Regions from separate parts of the Mus musculus genome. Here region 1 is linked to region 2. A link is a loop called in an ENCODE intact Hi-C map of the cell type or tissue named here. Cell type or tissue: gastrocnemius. All regions are shown on one strand.

Region 1 (8,000 bases), 160 kb before region 2:
GTGGGATTCGGGCCCCTCTACAGGCAGTTAGGTCTGGATTCAATTCGTTTCCCTCTTCTCCTTTGCCTTCAAGTCCAGAAATAGCCTCCAAAACTCAGGGGAGTTGTTTAAACTATTTCTGACTAAACGCTGATCCCTGGGCCCCTGACTTGTCTTGGCGAAACTGTGTGCTCCAAAGCAAGTCAGACAGCAGGCAACACCTCTCTGCCTCACCAACTTTAGCTGCTTTCCCTTGTTGAAACATCTTTGTCCTAGAAAGTCTGTGGTCCCTAGGAACTCTCATCCTTTCCTGGAAAGACAGAAAGGAACATCATGTCTTAGCATTTGGAGGAAGTCTCTTCTATTCATCTGTCTGGTTGTTCTGCTTTGTGTAAGATTCTAAGGGTGTTTGGAGGCACAGAAGGTTCCCAACACGTAGTGTGGTCTCCCCCTGTTGTCCCAGCTGTCCATCTCTAAGTGGGGGGCCCAGCCTGGGGCTGCAGCCTCCTTGGACAATATGATACTAAAGGGCTGCAGCTCTGACTTGGCTCTGCACAAGAGGTCTTGGATAGAAACATCTCCGAGAAGGAAGGCCAGGGAGGCTCAAGGAATTTGCCGTTTATACACATTTAATAACAAAAGTTAGGGGCACCAAGCCAGGGGATTAGCTGAGGAAAGCCCTGCTAGGAAGTTGGCTGAAGGAGAGCAGAGTCAGAGAAAATGAGTATCAGAACAGTGGGAGGAGAGGCCTTAGCCTAAGGGGGGTCACAGGGCCCCCTTGTGATGAACTCAGTGCCTGTGGCGGACATTCCATATTTTATCTGAACTCAGTGGGGGCGGGGGAGGTGTCAGAGAAAACTATGGGAAAGAGGTGTAAGATGGGGTACTGCTTAATAGACAATGTGCCCACTGGTTGCCCAGGGCACATTCACACGACCTCAGACATGAAAGAAATCTCTGTGATGGTTGGCTCCAGCCTGCTGATCAGGCTGGTGGGGTAACACCGCTTGCCAAGGATGGAGGACTCACCTGGTAATCTCTCTCTGTCTGGGCTGCAAACCAAGAGGAGTTTGTTTGGAGGCCTCAGGTTTTTGAGGGTTGGGGTTCTGCTAGGGCCTCAGTGAGCCTTGTTGCAGACCTCCCTCCACAGAACCTCATCAAACCATATTCATTTCCGAAACATTTCCTGGGAGCTTTTTCACAGGAAGCTGGTGAGAATATAAAACAGAACTCAAGACACCTGGGCAGTAGTGTTTTGAGACTCAGTATCCTCTCTAAGCTCACTGGTCACTCTATTCTTTCAAGGCGGGGAGACGCCATCTTTTACAGAAGGTCTTATCCTTCCTTGAGTATCTCCCTCATTCAGTTAGGCTCTCGGGGTACCAATGTTTTGTTAACTTTAAGTCCACTTATTGGTAACCTGAACACAAGAATAACGTTTTATTTATCCAGTTTGAGACAAGAACCGTGCAAGCCACAGGGCAAAAAATCCCAGGAGTTTCTTAAAATCCTGCCTGCTGATAACCATTTACTTTTACATACTAAGAATATCCTGTCTATTTGCCCAACTTCCCTAAACAATGAGTCAAAGGCTCATAGGATAGGGAAATTTTATATTCAGAGAGAAAAATCTATTTTAGACCTCCTATTTATAGTTCCTGAAAAAAACATTTTCTTTGAGGGTAAGGATGTATTGCCGATGACTGCATGTCCAGGGAGGAGCACAGTGGCCGGGTTGGTACCCTGGGGACCAAGGAAACTGAGTCATAACGCTGCCCTTTCCAGTTGTCACTCAGCATTAACCCCGGAGAGGCCTGGCCTGCATCTGTCGGCTGTATCTTATGGAAAGTGACAGGTAAGCGTGACTCTGACTTAGGTTCAAATCTTCCTTAGTCAGTTAGTTGTAAAATAACCACATTTTATGGAAATGTGGCTTTGAGAGTTCTTATGTAAGTTAGTGGCTCTTGGTACAAAAATCAAGTATTGTCTCTTAAATTCAAGTATTTTTAACATTCAAAATCGCCCACCAGTTTTTTTTTTGTTTTGTTTTGTTTTTTAAGGTGGGTAACAGAAAAAAATCCATTATATATGGTTAGACAATCCATCTATCATCTATCTGCTGGTATTTTATGCATCCAGCCTTAGAAACACTGCTGATAAGATTTTCGAGATGTATTCAAGAAGTGAATCAAGCTCGCAAATTGTTTCAAAGTAACATGTTAGAGAGAGCCAATATTGCCCAAGATTACATACATTTCTTTTATCACTTTCTAATTTTCCTTTAGTATTGATTTGTCTAATAAAGATTAGCCCACTAATAAAAGCACTACCACGGGGCACTTTTAGTCCAAAGACAGAGGTATAATGAGGGTTCTTCATCAGCTCTGAGGGGGATCACCCCACGCAAGATACCCAAGGCTGCACTTTGCCCGTTCTGTCCTCAAAGAAGTTCAAAGACTTCCAGAGCCTCAGAAATGGGATGGATGCTACACCAAGTGGGTACTTGGCAATAACAGCCCTCCCCCCAGGCACCTCTGATTTTCAAACAAAGCCCCTAGAAGTCCTCAGTGCCACGGGGACATGCAAGGCCTGGATGAAGTAAGCTTCGGAGTGAAGACTTAAGGACGCTGACAGGACCTTCTCAGTCCCAAGGATGCTCACCTGAGGCCTGGGGTAGAAGTTACCTGAGCCAAGTGTGGCTCTGGCTGAGCTCTAGCGAATCAGACCTCAGGGTCTCTTTCTAAAGCCTTTGCTGTGTACTGTCACCTTCTGATAAGCTGAGGGATGCACATGAATGTGTGTCTAAACTCTTATACAAGCAGTTATACCTTTATATCGCTGGCCAGGAAGAGGGCCATGTTGAAAGCAGACATCTATCCTGCAGGGACTGTTACATGCTTGGACTATAACAAGCCTTAGCATTCTTGTGATACACACCAGGGGCCCAGGCTTTATGATGAGGAATAGGTTGAGAGAGAGGTTAAACATCTTCCAGTGTGGTCCAGGTGATTGACCAGTGGTGATCTCAGGAGCCCACATGGGACTGTACAGCCTCACATATGACAGTGTCCCTCAGAGCCATCTTGAAAATGGTGGAACCAGTCCCAGCCAGTAGTGCCTGTGGTCCTGGAATAATGAGACTCTTGGTTCGCTTCTGACAGGGTATGCAGGCTGGTTTGCACTGTGGCCGGGCAAGAAGGGGGGAGGGGATGCCATCTACTCTCAACACTGCTTCCTCTGCCCATGTGTTTTGGCACCATCAGCTCTGAGGGGGAGGGGAGGCAGTGAGGAAAAAAAAAGTCCTTATGCCTTCCTCCCAGGCTGCCTGGAGTGCTGACACAGGTTTGCCATGGTGACAGGCCAGCTGGAGCCAGAAGGGGACAGATGATTTAAATCTGAACTGGAACTTAAAATTATTTCTCCCCTTTCAAGCATTTAGCTACCAGAAAGATGAATGCACTGGGGTTTCCTCCCTTTTAATATTATTTCTCCTTGACAGCTTATCAAAGTGATTTTCTAATTCTTTTCTTATCCCCACAACTTGAGATTGATCTTCTAAGTAAAAAAAAAAAAAAAAAAAAAAAAAAAAAAAAAAAAAAAAATCATCTCCAATTTAATCTTGAATGAGTTCAAGTCATCTCTCATTATCAATTTCCCTGGGTTAGAGAGACTGGATGACTTGAAATCAGTTTTCCTGCCGGTCGTTCATGGGGAAGGGGACTGGATCAAATGTATAGGTCATTTCAAATAAATTCTATAATTCTTTTGTGAAGGACGGAGGGTTGCTATCACACTGTGCTATGATGTTGGATATCACACATTACCACTTACTGATTCATCCATCTCTAGGGTTTTTTTTTTTCTTCCTAATGAGCACATGGCTCTTTTCTTTGCACTTTTTCTGTTCCTGTAGGTAACAGTGGTACACAATTTGGCTTCAGAAACTCAACCTTCTGGGAACAAGTTCTCCATTGAGAATTCCCCAAAGTACAGACCATATGTGTGAGCTTTTCTAGCACTTAAATATTAACATGTGTTTCACAACTAATCTACAACTGGCTTGTACTTTTACAGGCTCAAGTCGGGTCCATTCATGCTCTGGCTGTTATTCGTGGTAAGTCTGAGCCACAAAAGACAAAGAACATTTCTCTAATGCCACTGCCTACTTCTAAATGACTGGACTTTTGTTAAGTCAATTGCTATATTTCAAAATTAAGTTGAAATTTTTATGCATTCCCAGAAACTCCTGAAATATTCAGCTCTCTTGGGAAATAATAAATTACAACTCCTGCTTTAAGGACCAGCATTTCTCTTTTCTTTTCTTTTTTGAGACAGTATGTAGCCCTGGGTGGCCTGGATCTATATAGACCAGGCTGCCCTCCAACTCAGAGATCCCTCTGCCTCTGCTCCTGCTTCCTTAGTGCTGGCTGGGACTAAAGGTGTGCACGACTACATATGGCAATAATCTTGCTACTTGCTAATGCTAGGTTCTCACTTTGTAAAAAGTAATTTGATTTTTTAATTTAAATATAAGAATCCTTTTTTTTCTCTATAAATATAACATGAACTTAACAGAGCAAATAGAAGGTGCTATCAGCAGCACAGCAATACCTCCAAATATTAAAGCCACCGCTAAAGCTTCTTGGTTGCTATAGAGTCACTGTGATTATTATGGGATAAGAGTAAGAACTAAACAAAGAACAAAGTGAAGGACACTTTTCTTAAATGTTTGAGACATGAGGGAAAGCACCCCCAAACAATAAATGTCCAAATTTACTAGGGTAAGATGTAAGAAAATATATTTATTTTTTCCATGACAATACTATGATAAAATTGTTAAATACATGCATGTTTTAAAAACAGACATTGGTAACATCTTTATATAATTAACAGCCAAGCGATAGTAGTTTTATATTTGCAGTGTCTTAGGCTATTTACATCATCTATGTTCTTGTGATAATCATGTCTCTCAAAAGATATGGACGCTAAATTCTGAAATTATGCTATAAAGGGTTCAAATTTCCCGTTTTAACAGCGACATAACATTTCACAAAGCTGGGAATGTCTCCGCTGTCAATCTCCGTGAGTACTGTTTTATTCTATACTCAACTCAGAATCTTTTGAGTCGGAGTGAATCGCAGACACACACACATCAATCTCCTTTATGTCCTGTGTGTGAGCATTGAAAAGATTCCTTATAGGACTGAACATGATTTTAGGTATTGCACATCATAACCGATCCTTTGATTTAACACAAGTCTGTAGTGATAATTTTGCAAGAAACAAAACAGGGGAAAGTTATGCAAACAGCAATTTCTATCTTCTTTCAGCTACATGGACACACACCTGACCAAACAAAAGTTAGTAAACAGGAGCTAGCATTTACAGAGACCTAGAGATATTTAACATGACACCATCTTTTAAAACAACATTCATTCTACAAACCTTACAAAAGACGAAGACTTAGATCTGTTCACAGTATGTGTGTCTTGTAAACAGTAATGCACTGTAATGCAAATTTGAAAGGAAAAAAAGTGGTAATTTCTTAGTGTTACAGGGAAGATGGCTGATGGCCTGTCTGCTAGTGAAAGATCTGGTAAAATAAATTTTAAAAAATTTTCCTAGGACCAATGAGAATTTTCAGATGGCTTACTTTACCTTTGGACATGCCTGTAAGTTGGTATCATCTGGGACTCAGCGTATCTCTCTATCCAGAACAACCTTTTTAAAGCAACTCTAAAGAGAATGTCTTTTAGCAGCTGTGTCCTGTGGTATCCCCTAACATCTACCCCATCACAAGGAGCTGGACAGGGTTCATTCCTCAACATTCCTTCACCATGCTGTTCATACTTTGTCAAAGACTACATCAGAAGGAAACGTAAGCGGAAGGAGCTGGGTGTTTATAATTGAGCTAATCGGAAAAGACAGTGAAAGTGTTTGCATCAAAGGAGAGCATCGCCCCGCAAACCTCCCTTCAGCCTTTTGTTCTAGGACCACCTGCCAAAGGGCTCAGCTGCTCAGGACTTAAGGACGATGGGATTACTACCTAAAGATATTTTGATCTCTAAAGATATGCTACTGGATGTTGGAGCTAGTTCGGAAAGTTGAAACTACCCATTTGAGATGGAATAATTACAAATAAAAGCGCATGTAAGAAATCAGAATAAAATTAGGAAGGCAGCCAATTTAGATGTACCAAATATTCTAGGCATAAGTACAGCAAAATGCCTATTACAGCGGGATTTCTTTTCATGTTGATTGTCTATACAAAGGCGATCTTGAAGGCCCATATGAATCAACTAACATTAATGTTCCTGTCTTTTATCCTCAGCATGTTTTTTTCATTTTTAAAGTATTCGGTTCCAGCAACCAAAAATTGCACACTTGTTTAATGTGCAATCGGATATGGTTTATTTATAATAAAAGTATGCCACAGTTAGAATTTAACTTAAGCAAATTCTATTTACACCTTGGACAAAAACTGCCATTCATAATACAGGAGAAGAAGTACTACTCTGGTTAAGGACAGCCTGATCCAGTCACAATCTCGTATCATAATTAGAAGCATGTGGCTATTCTAGGCCAGAGGACAACCCCAGAAACTCTAACAAGAGGAAAAACAAAACAAAACAAAACAAAACTTGGTAGTGCTCAGCTAAATGTTGCTCACAATCATTTATGCCTCCATTTAGAAATAAGTCCTCTGTATTATAATCAGCATGAATATGGTCATGTAATTATTAAGATAAAGGGAGCAAAAATCCAACAACCCTAGTAAACTAAGAGGTTTAAACAGGGTGAATAGCACTGGGCAGAATCCACGATTCAAGCGAAATCACTTTGAAGGATATTCTAGGGTTATGTCTAAAAGATTAACAGTTTTTGCTTGGCCCCACCCCCACCCCCTCTGTAAATTTTTTTGTCCTGGACACTGAGGTAAGACAGGTATGACAGCATGAAACTTTTTTTCACAAGAAAGTATCAAATCAATTCAAGGAAATGCCTTGGTATATCTTACCAAGACAATGAGTTCTTCTAGTGATCAGCTAAGCTCGCTCATGCATGCTGCTTGACATAACGCAAGCCAGATTGGTACAGATGGGTCTCCAAGCTAATAGCTCATGACACAAAAGCAAACAACTCTGCAGTGAATAGGGTGCTGACAGGGCGCATCTAGTGAAAGGCCTGATGAGTCTTCACAGTTTCCCTCACACTGTGGGGCTGTTTCCACAATGTATCCAAATCTTTCAGTCAATTCTTTTTTATCTATGCGAGTCACATCTTAATCTCTCCCATCCTTCAAGACAGTTCCACGGAATCTGTCACACTCTAGAAAGGGACCCCATCAATACAGACACAGAACTCTCACTGTGTGCCTGGCATTAGCAGCTGATGGCCCTTCCCCCACACTTCACTTGAGATGCCAAGTATTGTACTTTCGGGATCCTTTAAAAGGCCATTTTGCTCATTTCAACCCAGTTTCAAACAGGAAACAGTAGAAATTACCTTAGTGCAAACACAACAAATTCTATCTGAGTAAGTGCCTAAGCAGTAAGAGACTTTGAGATAATACTTTCTGCATATTGACATATGAAGGGGTACTTGAATTGCAAAATACCATGACATTGACTTCAAATTTCTATCGGGAGGAAGCATTCTTAAGCCTTTCACTAAATTAGGTATACTGAGCACTGAAAGGGCTGGGACGGATGCAAATACAGTCAGGATTACTGTGACAGGAGAGCTTTCTAACAAGAGTTCAGTTTGCAAGAACTTCTAAGACTGTGATTTCCTACTGTCATGTCTGAGTGCGACAGTGCTGGGTGTTCGGAATGCAATCCTTCCAGTTCCCCTGAACCACGAAAGCAAGACTAATGTGCAAACCGAGGCTGACAGCTCCTCCCTCGAGCTTCCCGATGAATGGCGGCTTCTGTTGCCAGCTGCAGGAACAAAAGCACCTCTATCACCCAGCTCAGAAACACAACCCAGCGTTCCAGATATGCAGAGCTGCCGTCTCAAGG
Region 2 (8,000 bases):
ACAAGGATCTGTGTGAGGACGACTGGGAGGGAAGGGAGCGCTAATACTGGGGTGTAAAGCGAAGCTTTAAAAAGAAAAGGAAAAAGAACTATGCAATGCCAGAAGGCAAAGAAATACCCCTCCCCCAAGGAGGAACACACGGGGGTCATTTCTTTAACCTTCCACACTTTGGTAAGCTGAGATGTATCCTTGTGCTCTGCTTCTTAGAGTCAGATGACTGGCTGGTCCCTCAGTGCATTTGGTGATTAAAAAGAATCAATTCAGGTAGAAAAAGAAATCTGAACATGCAAAAAAAAAATCATTTTTTAATGTACAAAAATTTTTATCACATGACATAATTCTGTCCTCTGTAAATTAAAAATTAAGCGAAATGCGGTCAATGTGACATTTAGCAGTAGCAACGATTCAATAAAGGCTTCATTTTTAATAGCAGCACGCTGTATTATTAGAACGATCAGTCACTCATTTCCTAGATTAAAAAGAATTCATTTACTAGGGTGTGTGTTGTAGTTTGATCATGACTCCAGAGCTCACAAGGTGGTGATTGGAAAGTGGGGTTTAGGGAGGTGGTGGGGCCGTGAGGAGTGAGGAGGGGTGAGTCTTCTTGAGGGGATCAATCTCATTATCACAGGAATGAGCTAGCTATTGAGAGAAGGAACTGCAGTGAAGCACCCGTCCGGCTCTCCGAGACTCCTGGTTGTGTGCTCTTTCCTTTCTGCCTGCTGCCGTGGGATAACGCAGTGGGTGCAAGCTGGACAAGTGTCACATAGATGCCACTTCTATACCTGTGGACCTTCCAGTCTCCAGAAGGGTGGGGAACAGGTTATTATTGGTTAATGACTTCGTCTAAGGTGCTCTGTTATAGACACAGGATGAAGACCATGATGACACGTGTGCACACAAATTCTTCCATATAAAGGCAAACCAATCATTCTGATTTCAACCTGATCTGATTTCACAGACGTCCTCCACTTCCATAAATGCATATGCCGTCCCACTTTAAAGCTGGCCATTTGCTTCTTCACTCAGGGAATTTATTTCCTTCTGTTGTCATGTAAAACATTCCTTCCTGGTTTCCAATCCTGAGAAGGAATAGAAGGCCACAGTCTTGAGTGTGCAGAACTGGGATTAGATGCTGAGGGAGCACCCCTCTCCTCCTCTCCGCCCCTCCTCTCCTCTCCCTTCCCCTTCCCGTCCCCTCTCCACTTCCCTCCCTTCTGCTCCTCTCCTTTCCCCTTCCCTTTCCCCCCCTCCCCTCCCCTGCCCGCCTCTTCCCCTTATTCATGGAAAGCCTGGGCCTTTGTTGATTCTGCTGAAAGATCTTCCTAAGGTACTTAAATCCAGCAGGATTTTTAATGTCCTACACCTTAGCAGAGGTAAGATCATTTCATTATTTTAAAAGATTCCTTTTACTAACATTTATTCAGTGTATGCAAAAGTATGTATCCCATGTGGCCCACTGATACCCATCAGTGCTGGATGCACATAACTTTGAATGTTGTTTTCATCCTTTCTTGTCTCAATGTCAGTAGCTCTAAAGAAGCATGGCCAGAGGGACTCTCCTTTACTAAACCCCACAACTGTTCCAAAATGTATGACTTTAAAAATATATCCCTCTGGCCTCTGGGGAGCTAGTATTGAACAAGCAGAGACTGAGGAGGGGAAATGCATGCTGAGAAAACCTCCCGGCTGCAATGCAGCCCCACCTGGGTCAAAGGGAGAGGGAGCAAGGATAAGGGAGGAGGGTCCGGTAGTTAGCTCTGCAGTCTGGAAAGGTTCAACCAGACCAAGGAGTGAGCCAGCTGCCAAACGAGCCCCATGCCACCTAGCAACAGGCCTGTCTCGACATCCCTGAAGGATAGTCATTAGCTGCAAACAGCTTATCCCAGTGTGAGCTTGGTCCAAACGATTAGATGAGCCATAGGTCCTAGCAGCTACTTTGTCCTCCAACGTTGGATGCCTGTGTGGTGCGGTCTCCTGACTTCTTCAGTATCTCCTTGGGAACCTCGACAAGCTTCCTGTGGAAGAGAGGGAAGTTGCTGCAGAGTAGGTCCGTGCTGCCCCTCATCCAGATACTTTAGGGTGTAGGCAAACAGATGTGCACACAAACTTCATGGATACACACACATATACACAGACTCACTCACTGAGAACAGACACTCAGACTTTCAGCATACACTCACATGTGGCTTCACACTGTGAACACCTACAAAGTCACACCCCGGGACATGCACATCTCTGTGTGCACTCACACAGCAGGCACGTGTATGTGCTTTCGTGCTCACATCAAAGACATCCAAGGATGTACTACTGGATGCACATATACATGTGTGCATTCATATTATGTATGCATGTATGTGTATATATTCATAATGCAGATACATATATGCACACATGTGTACTTTCTCACTGTGGACACACTGTGGGAGTTTCACACATTCTGGAGAATGCAGACATTGCTGTGCAGAGCAGTGTATGTCAGCTAAAGGCTACTCTCCAGTCTGTGAATGTGCTGAGTGGGACTGCTTTATCGAATCGACCTGGATGTGCACAGCCAGCTCTGGTTTGGTTTTTAGTTCTAGTGAACGAGAAAATGGTTGGCTGGAAGATACAGTAAGAAAGCCAAGGCTACATCCTCAAGTGCCACCCTCTGTAGCAGATAGAGCCCACAGAGCTCTAGTTGGCACAAACTGCCCAACCATGAAGCAGAATTTGGCAGTTTGGTGTAGGAAAGTTTCTACAATAGTTAAAGTAATTAACTTCAGGAGGTAGCTCTGCGTGCAGAGAGGGGTTGCTACGGTCTCCGAGAAGCGGCTTCTGTATTAGCTCCTTTCAGCCTTCGGGTCTATTCTAGTGGCCTCCCCTTCCAAGCGAGGGTGCAGAACGGAGCTGAAGGATGCATCTCCTATGGGTGGAAGCTGGATTATTGAGGATCCAGGCTGAGCTGGAGGAAAGAAAAGAGCTGAACTTGGAAGTGGTGGTACAAGGAAGAGGCCTTGCTTCAGTGGCTGTCTGGAGCAATTGATTATGTGTCTACAGATACCCTGCCGATTTGTAAGGCAAACATTGCAAATACTATTCATTATGAGTCAAACAAAGGTTACACTTGCTCACATGGGGTGCATTTGGATGTAGGAGGTGGGAAAAATAATAAAACACTCTAGCTTCAAGGAAGAGAAGGAGGCTACTGAAGGGCTTTAAGAGAAGTGAAACAAAGAGATTTGCATTGTGAAATGAACTCATTCTTGCTTGCTTGAGTGGAGCTTAATTGGAACCACATTGGGCATGAAAGCAAATAGGATAGGCTGGGCAAAAGAGGCAGGTGGGCCTGACCAAAGGAAGAATGGAGCTGACTAGGGGACAAAATTGAGAAGGCTTGGCGATGACTTCGACGTGGATGAGATAGGCCTAGGCCCTGGGTTTCTAGCATGGCTCCCTGGCTGTGTAAGATGCATTAGTACATCAGGAACCCGCAAAGGCCCAGGCTCACGATGAAAGTAAGGGAAAGACCTTCAGATCTCCAGGGAGAGGGATCAAGTCCGTAACTGCAGAGGTGGTGGTTGTTCCTGACACAAACGAGTCTAAGCACAGCCTAAAACCTTGTGTGGTAGGGCAGATAGCCTGAAGGAGAGTTGGGAGGTCTGAGAAAGATGGTATCTGTGACTCCTGGTTCCTCTCCACAGAGACCAGAGTAGCTTTCTATTATGAGCCCTTGAGTTAGGCTGACCAAGAGTTTCTAACACTGAATAAACAGAGTTTGAAGAAACCAATTAACAATGAATTAGAAGGGGGCCCAAGAGACAGCTCAAGAGCCCTTGGCCAAAGGAAGTTCCAAGGTCCAATCTTTGTCCTTCATACCCAAATTTGGGTTACGCGCAGCATATCAACTCTACTGACCTTCACTTAGATCTGGTTTCCTGGGAATCAAGAAAAGCACACAGTGTCCTTGTGCGTGTACATAGTGCTGTGTTTGCCTTGGCCCAAGGCTCTCCCACGCAGCAGAACCGTCCAGGAGGAACTCCTGCCACCTTGAGGACAGAAGCAGATCCAGAGGCCTTGGTTCACCCCCTAAACTTGTACCAATCAGCATCATCAAGTGCAATAAGTTTTCTAGGAGGTTAAAAAAAAAGCTTTAAGGGTAGCGATAGATTCCCTAAGTCTGGAAAACCAATGGCTCGCCGTCTCCCATAAAATCCCACTGGTGTTGCAACCAGGAAAGAATGATGGATGGCTGGACCATGGCTCTGTCTGATTTGTTTAAAAAAAATGTCAGAAGATAACTATTCTTCTACCAGGAGATAAAGTTTGATGAGGCAAGGATCTAAGAATAGAGACTCACTATATCTTCCTTTTGTTTTGAGAGACAGGGTCCCATCAGCCCAGGCTGGCCTCGTACTCATTATGTAGTCAAGGCTTTAAACTCAATTCCTCTTGACTCCACTTCCTGAATGCTGGGGCCACAGGCATGGACCACAACCCCTGGGTTTATGCAGTGATGCTGGGAGTTCAATGCAGAATTTTGTGTGTGCTAGGCAAGACTCTACCAGATAAACTGCATGGCCCATCTTCCCGATTCTCCGTTTTTAGAGATCTGGCCACTTGCATGAAGCCTCTATTTTCATCTGTTTGAGTGATTAGAGGCACAGACCCTGCTTCTCTGGCAAGACCTGTAGATGCCTGTTTTGTTTCTGACTACATGGGTCTTGCCTACTTGCTTCCTAATATCAGCTCAGCAATACTAAAAGGTTTATTTTACACACACACACACACACACACACACACACACACACAAATATTCTCTAACGAACCAACTTCTGTCAATGTTAACAAGACACGGAAATGCCACTTATTGGGCCCCCTAAATCTCTAACACATAAAGGTCAAAACTCAATTCTTGTGGATTTTTCTAAGGCTTAAAAATGAGCTCTGTACTTCTGGTCAGCTAAGAGAATTGAGCTGCCAGGGAGAATGAAGCTTGACCTTTCAATGGCTATTTCTGATCTGATCTAGTACAAGAATGTGGTGGGTACATTTCCCCTCAGTAGCTATGAAGTAATTACACATTCAAGACAATTCCAGGGAAAACTGAGGCAAAACAAAGAAAGAACACTTCGCTTATTCTTTGCTCTGTCCTTAAATACTGGCCACACTGGGTTAGTTTCCTTTTGGCTCCCTGTGTTTGTTTCTGCCTTACCTTGCCCAGAACTCTGAGACATAGTTTGTACAGCAAAGGCCTTCTTGATGGGTGCTAGTAAGAGGTGAGAGGGTGGCAAAGAGAGATGCCAGGATATTTTTGACTTGCATCTTAGGTGGACTGAGATGCTCAGTTCTACCCATAGTCATATTCAAAGCAGAAACCTCCTTCCCATATGGCAGCCTTTGCTGTTTACAGCAACTCTTGTTTTTTTTTTTTTCTTGTCCCCTCGAGCCCAGAAAATGATAATGACCATTCGCTGTCACAAGGTGTGACTCATCGAGTCCCATGATGACTCACTCGCTATCTCTTCCAACGCTATACCTGCACAGACAGTTCCTTTTAAAATAACGCTTGGTTACTATGGGGAATGTGCTGTTTTCTGTCTGGATCTGAGTCAGAAATACTATCAATAAGACTTCTGTCAAAACGACATCTGCATTTCTTTGCACATTCACACATTTCCTTACATGGTAACTTGTGCACAGCAACAGTGCCTTTCTGGAGAGATGTGTCTTTGCGGTGCATTGCTTGCCTCCAAGGAGAGTGTCAGATCATGAGTTGGCTCCATCAGTCAATAAACACCCTTTTACTGTGTGAATCCAGACATCAGAAATACTTGCAGCTCCATTTGGACCTTTGTGTTGAAGTCAAAGCTTTTACTCTTGTTTCAAAAGAGCTTAAAAGAAATTATAACTCTTTCAATATATTTCACTCAATAGTAAATGCAAATTAAGGAAAAACCCTATTAACCTATGTATATTTGAACAATAAAGACTTTTAAATTATTCCATATTTTCTCACATAAGAGAAAGGACTAATGAAGAATCAGATGGAATATGCTGCATTTCTTTTTTAAATAAGGAACTAAAAATTAGTGATTTGGGTTCTCATGAGCTTAGCACCATATGCTACGGCACAAACTTTTGACTTCTTATTAGATGAGAAACTCTGCAGCTTCTTTGCTGTATGCAACAATAAAGGGACCACTTGGCTCTGGGATTGTGTTTCAGCCTTAGTCAGTGACTTTGTTTCATAGTGTTTACTGGGCATCTTAGAGGTAGGTAAGAGTGAGGGCCAAAGTGTCTTTACTGATCATTTTCCTGTTGGTCCACAAAGTTAAGGAGTGGACTTACTGATTCTGTAGAATGAAGAGCAGTGCATTTGTCTACCATTTATAGCGAACCCTCTTGTTTCATGATGGCATGCAAGATCACCTCCATTCCTACTCTGCACATGAAAAAGTTGCAGCCCAGAAAGATGAAGATGATAATAGAGCATGTTACTCAGGTGTTGGGTTAAGAGCTGCATTTTCCTAAACACTCATCTCTCGGTCTGTTTGTCTATGCCATTTACTTCACAGACTAGCTACACGATTCTGAGCAGTGTTCTCTATCCCTCCGGGCTTTAATTGTCTCACTTATGAAACAAAGGGGCAACGTAGAAAGCTTAGAGATGAATGTCAGCGTCATCTAAACGAACACATCCCCCTGTCATAGGCTGCATCAGGTTTCAAAAGCTACTTGCCTAGTAGATGCAGAAATAATCTTGATGTTAGGATATACTTGGTTGCAATGGTGATAGGAGGGCTTGAGAATCAGGTTTGGGGTTAGTGAGCTAAGAATGACTCTCAGAATCCCCTTGTTGGTGAGTACACTGAGATGCTCTAAGACTCTTAGGCTAAGTGAGTGTGTTCAGTGCAAAGAGTGATGAGTTTAAAGACCAACAGACCCTAGAACAACTCTGGCTTTCCCATCATGACTTGGACAATATTATAATCTCTCTGAATCTTGGTTTCTTCAGCTGTAAAGTCAGCTATCAAATTTAAAAATGTCTTAGATGATACTTTGCACATAGCGAATAACCAATTAAATTTTTGTCTGTTCTCTCCCCCAAAGGTAGAAGTAAGTTTTTTGTTTGTTTGTTTTTGTTTTTTAAAGAATGGGGGGAAATGTGTAGACAAAAGAAAGCTGAAATGAGGATAAGAAAGCAAGATAGGGATGGAGAATAGAAAAATCTTCATAGGAAGGGGAGGTGGGAAGGGGAGATAAACAAACTAGAATTCTAGACGTCAGTGGAGGTTGATAACAGGGACTGATAAAAGAAATCTGATACATTAGCAAGATAAATGCTTCAGCCATAGACAGGGAGCAGGCCCTTCTCACAAAGGTTATTGAGAGAAGCATGCCTTTACCAGTGTCTTTTAATGGAATGTTCTTTCTAAATTTATGGAAAATGCCCTTTGGTAAGCCACTGTGGCAGACTCAAGTCCTTATTTAGATAGAAATATTTAATTAAAACAATGCCTCTTACTGTCAAACTCTGTAGCAGATTGAAGCCTTTCTCCTAATAGGTACAGAATGGTAGGCCTGGGGCATACACCTCTGAGTCACAGGCAGGCTGGGAGGGATGGGATGTAAAAAGTGGTACAGGAAGATAGAGTTGACCCAATCCCAACAGGATTGTGTTCCCAAAAGAAAATGCCTGGGAAGTTAGCCAGGAGCAGGGAGACACATCAAACAAGAAGACTCAGAACACATGCCATCCCACAGCTATGCAGTAATTACAGAGATGAGAAAACAGAGGTCCTCCTATCTGTTCAGGAATTAACTTAGGACTGAGAAGTTATGCTGCTGCTGACTAACTTGGAAGCTGTAAAATAACTCTGGATGTCAAGGGATTACACTTCAAGTGACACAGGAAGAAAAAAAGGCATAATGCCTTCCTTCTGGTTTCAATAAGGTAGAAGTAACTCTACCTGGGATTGCATCTGCTTGATGCTTAAAGTGGCTCTTCATCCACCTCC

What was found. Peaks named below come from ENCODE experiments on the same cell type or tissue, not always from the same donor. Only the 100,000 strongest peaks of a DNase experiment are listed, where the experiment ranks them.
Region 1: a loop joins it to region 2, with 2.1 times the contacts of the local background. A loop is called at or near these places in 3 of 42 quality-filtered maps.

The regions. Positions count from the first base shown.
Region 1 is chr15:7,194,246-7,202,245 of GRCm38, reverse strand. Lifr (LIF receptor alpha) reads right to left here. Exons shown (of 20, transcript NM_001358593.1): 20 at 4,757-8,000. Among named protein-coding and RNA genes, the nearest start is that of Lifr, 69 kb to the right of the region's middle. In gastrocnemius, no CTCF peak of the experiment used is centred here; DNase peaks (open chromatin) are centred at 3,236, 7,086, 7,347, 7,882 and 1 more place; H3K27ac peaks cover 3,021 bases.
Region 2 is chr15:7,035,251-7,043,250 of GRCm38, reverse strand. Gm30663 (a long non-coding RNA gene) reads right to left here. Exons shown (of 4, transcript XR_383813.1): 2 at 5,665-5,831; 3 at 3,898-4,028; 4 at 1,869-2,018. Among named protein-coding and RNA genes, the nearest start is that of Gm30663, 4.9 kb to the right of the region's middle. In gastrocnemius, a CTCF peak has its summit at 4,025 (motif pointing left); no DNase peak of the experiment used is centred here; H3K27ac peaks cover 1,633 bases.